Linked DNA regions of Homo sapiens: region 1 is linked to region 2. A link is an interaction called in ENCODE POLR2A ChIA-PET data of the cell type or tissue named here. Cell type or tissue: Panc1. All regions are shown on one strand. Links, peaks and the distances in the headings refer to the core of each region. The heading gives the core; the rest is flanking DNA.

Region 1 (4,392 bases), core at 96-4,095, 330 kb before region 2:
TGGAACGGGGGAGCTGGTTATCCTCTGGGTGTGTCAAGCACAAATCTCAGATTCCATTACATCTGCACAAGTCTTGACAGTTTGCAAAATGTGCCTAGAGGTATGCTTGATAAGGACAGACATTTCTTGCCTGGGTTCTAACTGTGTCACTGCTAGCACAGTATCTGGCCTGAACAGCATCTAAAGAAATATTTTGCTGGATGGGTTACCTCAATGGGTTCTCATAGCAGCCCTGTGGATATAGACACAGCATGTTTTATCATTCTTTTCTACAGGCTCAAAGAGGGTAATTACTTACTCAGGCTCACATAGCTGGTAGGAAAAGGATTTAGGCCTCTCCTTTATACCATGCTTTAGCTCGACCCAAATAATAAAAGCAAAAAAGCCATGTTTGGATCAACTGAGTTTTAATAGAAGAGCATTGGAGAGAGGTTGTAAACCCTCAGATATTTTCAAAAATAATAGTAAGCATTCTTGACTTGCAATGCAGAGAATGTCTTAAGCTCATATGTCTTGATGGTGCTAATCAAGTCAGGCTTTTATAATTGAGTGAAAGCACAGAAAAATAATTTATTCATTCTTATACAACCAAGTATTTATTGAATGTCTTTTCTGCACCAGACATGGTTGTATGCACTGAGGACGTAACAGAGAACAAACAAGGTTGTCTAAGTCCCTGCCCTCAGAGAGCTTATGTTCTCATAGTGGAGACAACCACAAGTAAATTGCATAAGTAGACTCTATTTGCAGACCCCCCAAAATAGAGTAGGATATGTTAGGAGAAAGAGTGATGGCAGGGGCGAAGGGGATTCTTTTGTTTGGTGGAGTCAGGGAAAGTCTTAGGGGATGGGCTTTTGTACAGAGACTGCAGTAAGGTATAGGAGCCAGCCCTGGAAGATGGGAGTGGTGAAGGGTGAGATGAGAATCTGAGGATGAGCACTGTAAAGGAAGAGAATGGCCAGGTGAAGGCTCTGAGGCCAGAAGGAGCCTTTGAATTGATCTAGAGGCTGCAGGAGCTTGGATTTTACGCTAAATGTGATGGGAAACTCTGTTAGTTTTCCAGGGCTGCTCTAATAAATTACCAGAAACTTGGTGGGTTAAAACAACAGGAATTTGTTCTCTCAAAGTTCTGGAGGGCAGACGTCTGAAATCAGGTGTCAGCCGGGCCACACTCCCTCCCGAAGCTCTGTTGGGAGAACCTTTCCTTGCCGCTGTCATCCTCTGGTGGTTCCAGGCGTTCCTTGGCTTGTGGCAGCGTCACTCCAGTCTCTGCCTCTGTTTTCACATGGCCTTCTCCTCTGTGTCTGTACCAGGTCCTCTCCTGTCTCTTAGAAGAACAGTGGTCATTGGATTTAGGACCCACCCGGGAAATCCATGACATTTATGTCAGGGGCTGGAAAAGGAAGGACAGGTGGGATGTGACCATCCGGAGAGCCTATCTCAGCTGTCATGGGTTGTCACAAAGGCCATTGTGTGGTTAATTTTTATCTTCTTATTCTTGTTTCCTCTTTAATCTTTCATTCTAAGCCCTATAGCCCTGACTGGCAGATTCGCTGTCGGGTTTTTCTAGTTGTAGATGACATGCTTTTTCTTAAAGCCATCTTCATTTATTAATCTACATTCGTTTTTAATTTTAATGCACCAATCAATAATTATTTCACTTGACAGTTTTTGACAGCATGCTGCTTGCGACATTTAGCTGTTTAGCATGAATTCAAAAGGTGATCTATCAATTTGCACAAATGAAATAAAGTTGCTCTTTCTTCCTGTGCTTTGGGGGAATGTATAAAAAAATGTATGTTTATCCTTCCCTGGAGAATTTTTGATGTAGAAATACTGAATAGTTTTCTATATAAGAAGACAGAGGACTAAAGAGCTTTAAAATTTGTTGTGCTTATTTTGCTTGTATCATAAATTCACGTGAAAGGCCAGATTTCTCTTAATTGCGTTGATATTGTGGAGATGAATCATTCAACAAATGTTTATTAAGTGCTCATTGTGTGCATGGCACTCTGCAAATGTTATGGGAAATAAAGACAGAGTCCCCGGGAAATAAAGACAGAGTCCCCAGGAAGTCTAGTAGTCAGAGAAACAAAGCCACTTCCCAAATTATGGTGGGTAGAAAAACTTAGGAAATGACAGTTTTATCATGCTACATACCTTCACTTAATGAATCCTATGTGAAAATTCCCAGTAAAAACCTATGAACAAAAGTGTGTGGTTGTCTTCATGTATACATTGTGTGCACACATCTGTGCGTACAATGCACAGCTTTGTATGAAGCTAGCTGAAAACTAAACAGCTAGGCTGAACTTAGCTGAAAACTAAACAGCAGGGGAAATGTTCTTTCTCACTAAAATCACAGTGTTAAAACTCTTGGCAGTTCAGATGGTCTCCACTGTAGCTGTTGGTTTACATTTTGATAATTTACCAAAGAGCATAATATATTTAATTCCTAGTTGGATGGTGTAACTCAACACAGCATTTCCAGCGAAACGCTTTGCAAATGGGAAGTAAGCATTTTCTTTGGAAACCAGCAGCTTCCTTACTCCCTTGGTTCTTCTGTGGGTATAAGCATGACCTATAGGTTAGAAGTTCTGGAACAGAAGGAGAAAAATGAATTATGTCACAGTTAACAGGAAAGGAGGTGCTTTGCATTCTTGCTCCGTTGCAGTTAGTTTTGTTTTCCTTCCTTGGTTTGGGGGCATTTGGCCTTGCATATCCTGGCAAGATTTAGGCAAAACAGGCACTGACCTTCTTTCTGGAATGCTCTTTCATTTTGCCCCATGCATATTATTAAGAGGCATAATTCACTGTCATATTTTTGTGGCTAAAAGTTTTCTAACTTCTATACACTGAGCCTTTGTTTTCTGCTTAATAGGGCAAAAGAGCTGGCATTTTCTGGGCATCATTGACCCTTCACTATGATTTAGATTTTTTAAAGAAACACATAAACTGTTCATTGCACCTTGTTGTGTGGCAACTCTGCCAGTCACTAATTGGTACTGTGGATATTTGGCTGTTGCTCTTATTTACTTTCCTCTGGTTTTTACATCACTTAATTAAATCTTGTGCCAGTTTCCATTCTATACATGTATAGGGAAGCAAACAGAAACTTTGTCCTGAAGCACCAGGTTCTTTGGCTTCATCATCCTAAACAGCTCTGTGAAAATCAGTTGAAAGTGAGTAGAGCCAGAAGTGGCGTGTAAGCCATGCTGTCAGCGAGGGCTGGCTGGATCTGCATACGATCGCCGCCTTCTGCCCCTGCTTTTGGAGACTAGAGATGGCTTCTGGTCTGTGTCCAGGGCTTGCCATGCTGATTCAGAGAGCTATGCCACAGATGAGCCTGAGTTGAGACCATGATGCCAGCATATCCTCAGACCCACGAGATCGTTATGCCAGAATGTTAATCCGCAGTGGAAACCATTACTAACATACTCTCAAGGCCCACATGATGAGCACATTCTCTCTCTGTGTTAAGCTGCATGGGAATGTAAATCCTAACTGGAAGCTACTTTATTGATGTGCCTTGAGAAATTGCTGCTCTCTGGCTGCAGGTATCAGCAGCAGTCACAGTGCACATGCTCTCTAAGGAAGATCCATATGGAGTCAGGTGTTTGCTTGGTGAGCAGGGAATCGGAACAAGGGAGTGGGATGAGTTGACTGTTAAGTGGCACCAAGCAAACATAGCCTGCCTCTCTGTTCATCTCAGGAGAAGGGTGGCTTTTCTAGTGGGACCAGGAACATGTCAGTCATTGCCTGCTACTCCCTACAGTCATCTCACTAGGGTGGCCTTGCCTGTGAAGACACTGTATTCTCCCCAACAACCTTGGCATTGCCTACATAGACTTTAGTGACTCTGTACTTTCCTGGCTAAGCCAGCCCTGGCGCCCTTTTGAGGACACAGTCTTTTCTTAAATTCATGACTATATTTCATCAGGTGCTGGCTGGGGCAGGGGTAGTGGTGATGGTAGTAATTATCTTTCTTCAGTTGGCTTTGTATGTCCATGTTCTCATCCACTAAATTTTGTTCTTACTATAAACCGCTAACTAGGCAATCTCTTCCCCGTTGTCAAGTTCTTGGTTGGGGAATGGTAATCTTTATTGTCCTTCTTATAAGTCCCTTTGGAATGGATAGAGGCTTTGGGATGGACATCTCGTGAACTGTATCTTCATATCAAGCTCTGTGAACTGAATGGCAACAAGGAGGCATTCATCCAGACCAGGAGTAGGCAAACTATGGTCCATGGGCCAAATCCAGCCTGTTCTTGTAAATAAAGTTTTATTAGCACATAGCTACATCCAATAATTTGTCTAATGTCTATAGCAGTTTTTGCACTACACTGGCAGAATTTGATTTGAGTCATGGTGAAAGAGACCATAGTCCAAGAA
Region 2 (4,392 bases), core at 129-4,128:
ATTAAGCAAAAAAGTCAATATGTGCTTGTGTTTTGCTTATGAATTTACTCGAATAAAATGTCTGAAGGTCTTGAAACTTCTTAAAAGAAAATGGTTCTTACTTCATTTTGGTGTGTTTACATTAAGGGGAGCCATGTGACCTCTTATGAGAGTTACTGTCAAATTTCAAGTGCATGGGCATTGCCTGGAGGACTTGTTCAAACACAGATTGCTGGAAAGCCCAAGAATTTGCATTTGTAACAAGTTTACAGGTGATCATGATGCCGCTTTCCCTGGGTGACTCACTTTGAGAACCACTGTCTTGTGAGTTTAGAGATAAAGAATGGTTGAGGTCGTGTGCGATGGCTCATGCCTCTAGTCCTAGCACTTTGGGAGGCCAAAGCGGGTGGATCACCTGAGGTCAGGAGTTCGAGACCAGCCTGCCTAACATGATGAAACCCTGTCTCTACTAAAAATACAAAAATTAGCCAGGTGTGGTGGCGGGCGCCTGTAATCCCAGCTACTCAGGAGGCTGAGGCAGGAGAATCGCTTGAACCTAGAAGGCGGAGGTTGCAGGGAGCCAAGATTACACCGCTTCACTCCAACCTGGGCTATAGAGCAAAACTCCATCTCAAAAAAAAAAAAGAATGGGTTGGAAAAAATGTCTGCACATCAGTAAGCACAAAATAACCATTGATAAATAGCATTACAAGCATCCAGGATCCTAACAGGAGGGGAGAAAATCAGGCCACTTTAGAAACACTTTTATGACTGGCAGTTATCCAGTTTGCTACTAAGGTCAGGTCTAAAAGATTGTTAAGACTAGCCTGTTTCTGTATCCATGGGTATCAGCTGGGGAAGCCAAGTTCTGTCTTTGTGCTTGGCAGCCCTCCCCAATGCCATGTCTCTGCTGATGACATTGGAATTTCCTCCAAATTAAACAGCCTGACAGCAGCCATCTGTAAAGAAGGCAGCAAGGTTACGAGTGATCACTGGCTAGTGCCATTTCTGCTGCCAACCAGGCAGGCAAAGCTTCTGGCATGTTCTTGACCACCTCTGAGAAGAGTTGATGTTTCCTTTGGGGTATCATAGAGTTTCTGCCACCCAGCTCTGTTTCTCTGCCTCCTGGTGCCTGCCCCTAATTATTGCATAGTTGTCACTGATCCTGGTAACCTGACTGCTGGATTTTTGCTCCAGAAACCTACAGTAAAGGAGACCGTAGGCCACCAGAAGCCAGGAGGAAACATCAGGCTGCAGTCAAGGGCACTGCCTTCTCCCCTCCAGGCTGCTGGGCTTTGAGGGCAGAGAAATAAAAAGACTGAAAGGGATTAGAGGCCTGGAGTCCACAACAAAGCCCTGTAGTCATCCACCACCTTGCACAGCCTCTTCCTGCCATGCTTACAGGTGAAAAGTCTAGTTCATAGGACACATTGCTTTTCCAGAACCTTCCGCTGCCTTCCAGAGCCAGCATTCTTCCTGAAAACTCTCTCTTGCCAGTTGTTTGCCTTCAGAGTTACAGTTTAAAAACCAACACTTAAACTGATATCCTCTGAAGAAAAAAACAGATAACAAATTCATGAATCATAGTTATACTTAAATTTCCTCCGTCACAGAGAAACATGTTATTTTTAGAAAGTGGATCCCAAACCTAACTGATCAGAATCCCTTGGGGGAAATGTTTTTAAAAAATACCATTACCTGTGCACTGGCCCAGAAAATCCAGGGCCATTAGAGACTGCAAATGTCTGAGAATCTGTGTTTCCTAAAAGGCACAATGGTGATTCTGATGGGCAGCCATGTTTGAGAACCTCTGATTGAATTGTGCACAATTTTGATGGTGCTGCTGTTGCATTATAGGTAATTCAAAGAAGAGCTTCTTTTTTTTAAAAAAAAATAGTAATCTATAAATATAATAGTTTTCATCTGAATAGTGTTTTCTTGTTTTCAGAAGACCTTCATAACTTTTTTTTTTTTTTTTTTTTTTTGAGATGGAGTCTTGCTGTGTCACCCAGGCTGGAGTGCAGTGACGCAATCTCGGCTCACTGCAACCTCCGCCTCCCAGGTTCATGTGATTCTCCTGCCTCAGCCTCCTGATTAGCTGGGATTACAGACGTGTGCTCCTACGCCCAGCTAATTTTTTATATTTTTAGTAGAGATGGGGTTTATCCATGTTGTCCAGGCTGATCTCAAACTCCCAACCTCAGATGGTTCACCTGCCTCGGCCTCCCAAAGTGGTGGGATTACAGGCGTGAGCCACCACGCCTGGCCATAACTATTATCTTTGACAATTTTCCTGGGAGGTGGATGACAGGACCTGTTACTGACGCCAGTTTACATCTGAGATGCTGCAGTGGAGAGGAATTGGAACTAGAACCGACACTTACGGCTTCTTGTCTGGTGTACTCTCTGCTGTTCCATCTTCATTGCTTGTGTGCATGCGTGTGTGTGTGTGTGTGTGTGTGTGTGATGTGTTTATTTGACTCCTTGAATCTATGTTGTCTTGTTTTTCGTAAATGGATTAACGCCACTACCACGGATCATCAGGGAGATATGACGCTAGAGATAGATAAGCCAAATGGAGGTAGAAAATCCAAACTGAAAACAGGGAGAGAAGCTAAGATAGACCCAAGGAGTCTAACAACCCAAGTTCTAAACTAGAGAGAAGGCCACTGTTCATCTATTTCAGGGATGGGCAGTTATGGAAATAGTATGAACTCAGGCATCCCAAAGGCAGTGCAGTGTATGAGAGAAAGATGCTTGCATGCATACTCCCAGCAAAGCTCTCAGTGGGGCCCAAGATGCAGGGCATGGAGGGTAATAAAGATTAGCCAGGAAGGTGATAGGACAACAGATACTGAAAACATGGCAATGAAAAAACATCAGCATTCAGAGGTGAGAATTACCATTGCCAGAAGTTCTTGGGAAGTAAAACAAGTACAGAGCTATGGGTCAAGGATCTCACAGTTAGAGTACTAGTAGCAGTAGGGTGGACTTGAGTCTGTAGTTTGGGACCAGCTGCTAACTTAAAGCCTGGGAAGCTCGTGTTAGCCAGACATTACAGATACTTTTTATGTCACCTTGAACAAGCTTCACTATCCTTATATTTAAAATAAGGAGTAGGCCTATTAATAATCTGTATGTATTTCTTGCAGTAAGGAAATCTAATTTTGGGAAATGAATAGCAAGAACATAGCTTGGTGCAGTGAGTCAGTGAGAGGATTTACAAAAGGTGAACGTACACAGGACTCTTAATACTGATCCTGGGCTAGTCATGTCATTGCACATGACACCTGCTGTTGGAAGGAACAGGTTAAGCATTTAGTTGTGTGCAATGAACCTGTGAGCCCTGTGGGCTGGTCCCACTTATTTGAAATAGAACGATTGCAGTGCCTATGTGAGTCAGGGTACACCTGAATGTTTAGTTAGTGCTTTCCATTAACCCTTTTCAATTTTGCTTCTATGTTTTCTTTTCCTCCAGAAGGAAAATGAGCAGAAGGTGTGTCACATGCTCGCTTTTTATCTGCTGCGTAGTTCTTGTAGTGAAAGGATTGTCGATAAGTTCAGAAACCAAGACTACTGCTGCCTCCCCTTCATTCATTCAGTAGTCTTACAGCCTAAAGAAGACAAGAAAATTAAGGACTCTCAAGGCAAAAGGAAGTCAAATGAAATTGGGAAGTGGGTCTACAGTAAATGCAATATCTGTCGCTTTCTTTTAGAACTGCATAAACCACATGGAAATTTTCCGTGTATATTTGCTACCAAGGGATGCTATCATCTTTTTCTTTCCTTTTTTTTTTTTCTTTTTTTTTGGAGATGGAGTCTCGCTCTGTCACTCAGGCTGGAGTGCAGTGGCGCCATCTCCACTCACTACAACCTCCGCCTCCCGGGTTCAAGCGATTCTCCTGCCTCAGCCTCCCGAGTAGCTGAGATGACAGGCGCGTGCCACCACGCCCGGCTAATTTTTGTACTTTTAGTACAGACGAGGTTTCACCATGTTGGTCAGGCTGGTCTCTCGAACTCCTCACCTCGTGATCTGCCCGCCTTGGCCTCCCAAAGTGCTGGGATTACAGGCGTGAGCCACCACGCCGGGCCACTATCATCTTTTTAATTTAGGCACATAGTGCTCAGGAAAAGACAAGGATGATGGATGGTAATTAAGTAAATGAAGACAGCATTGGTCAGGAGGGCAGTATAAACAAAGTAAAATAGAAAGTCTCTTGTTCTATTTTTTTTAAATAATGATAATTATATATTTCTTACAGTCATATCCAGAGCTTACTTGAATCTAAAGCAGTATTTATCTTTGCAGCAAGCCTATGAATTAGCTTTACAGACTGTAGGATGCAGAGACCCTTGGATTAGAAAAGTTCAGTAACCCATGAGCAGAGGCATGAGAATGTTAAAACAAGTCAC

The links. Peaks named below come from ENCODE experiments on the same cell type or tissue, not always from the same donor. Only the 100,000 strongest peaks of a DNase experiment are listed, where the experiment ranks them.
Region 1: POLR2A ChIA-PET joins it to region 2 with 6 read pairs; 2 of 35 experiments call an interaction of 5 or more read pairs at or near these places.

Annotation. Positions count from the first base shown.
Region 1 is chr6:16,716,674-16,721,065 of GRCh38, reverse strand. The region is part of intron 2 of ATXN1 (ataxin 1); the gene reads left to right. Among named protein-coding and RNA genes, the nearest start is that of ATXN1-AS1, 42 kb to the left of the region's middle. In Panc1, for the core only: no CTCF peak of the experiment used is centred there; no DNase peak of the experiment used is centred there; H3K27ac peaks cover 4,000 bases.
Region 2 is chr6:16,388,734-16,393,125 of GRCh38, reverse strand. All of the region lies in intron 6 of ATXN1 (ataxin 1), which reads left to right. Among named protein-coding and RNA genes, the nearest start is that of GMPR, 150 kb to the right of the region's middle. In Panc1, for the core only: no CTCF peak of the experiment used is centred there; no DNase peak of the experiment used is centred there.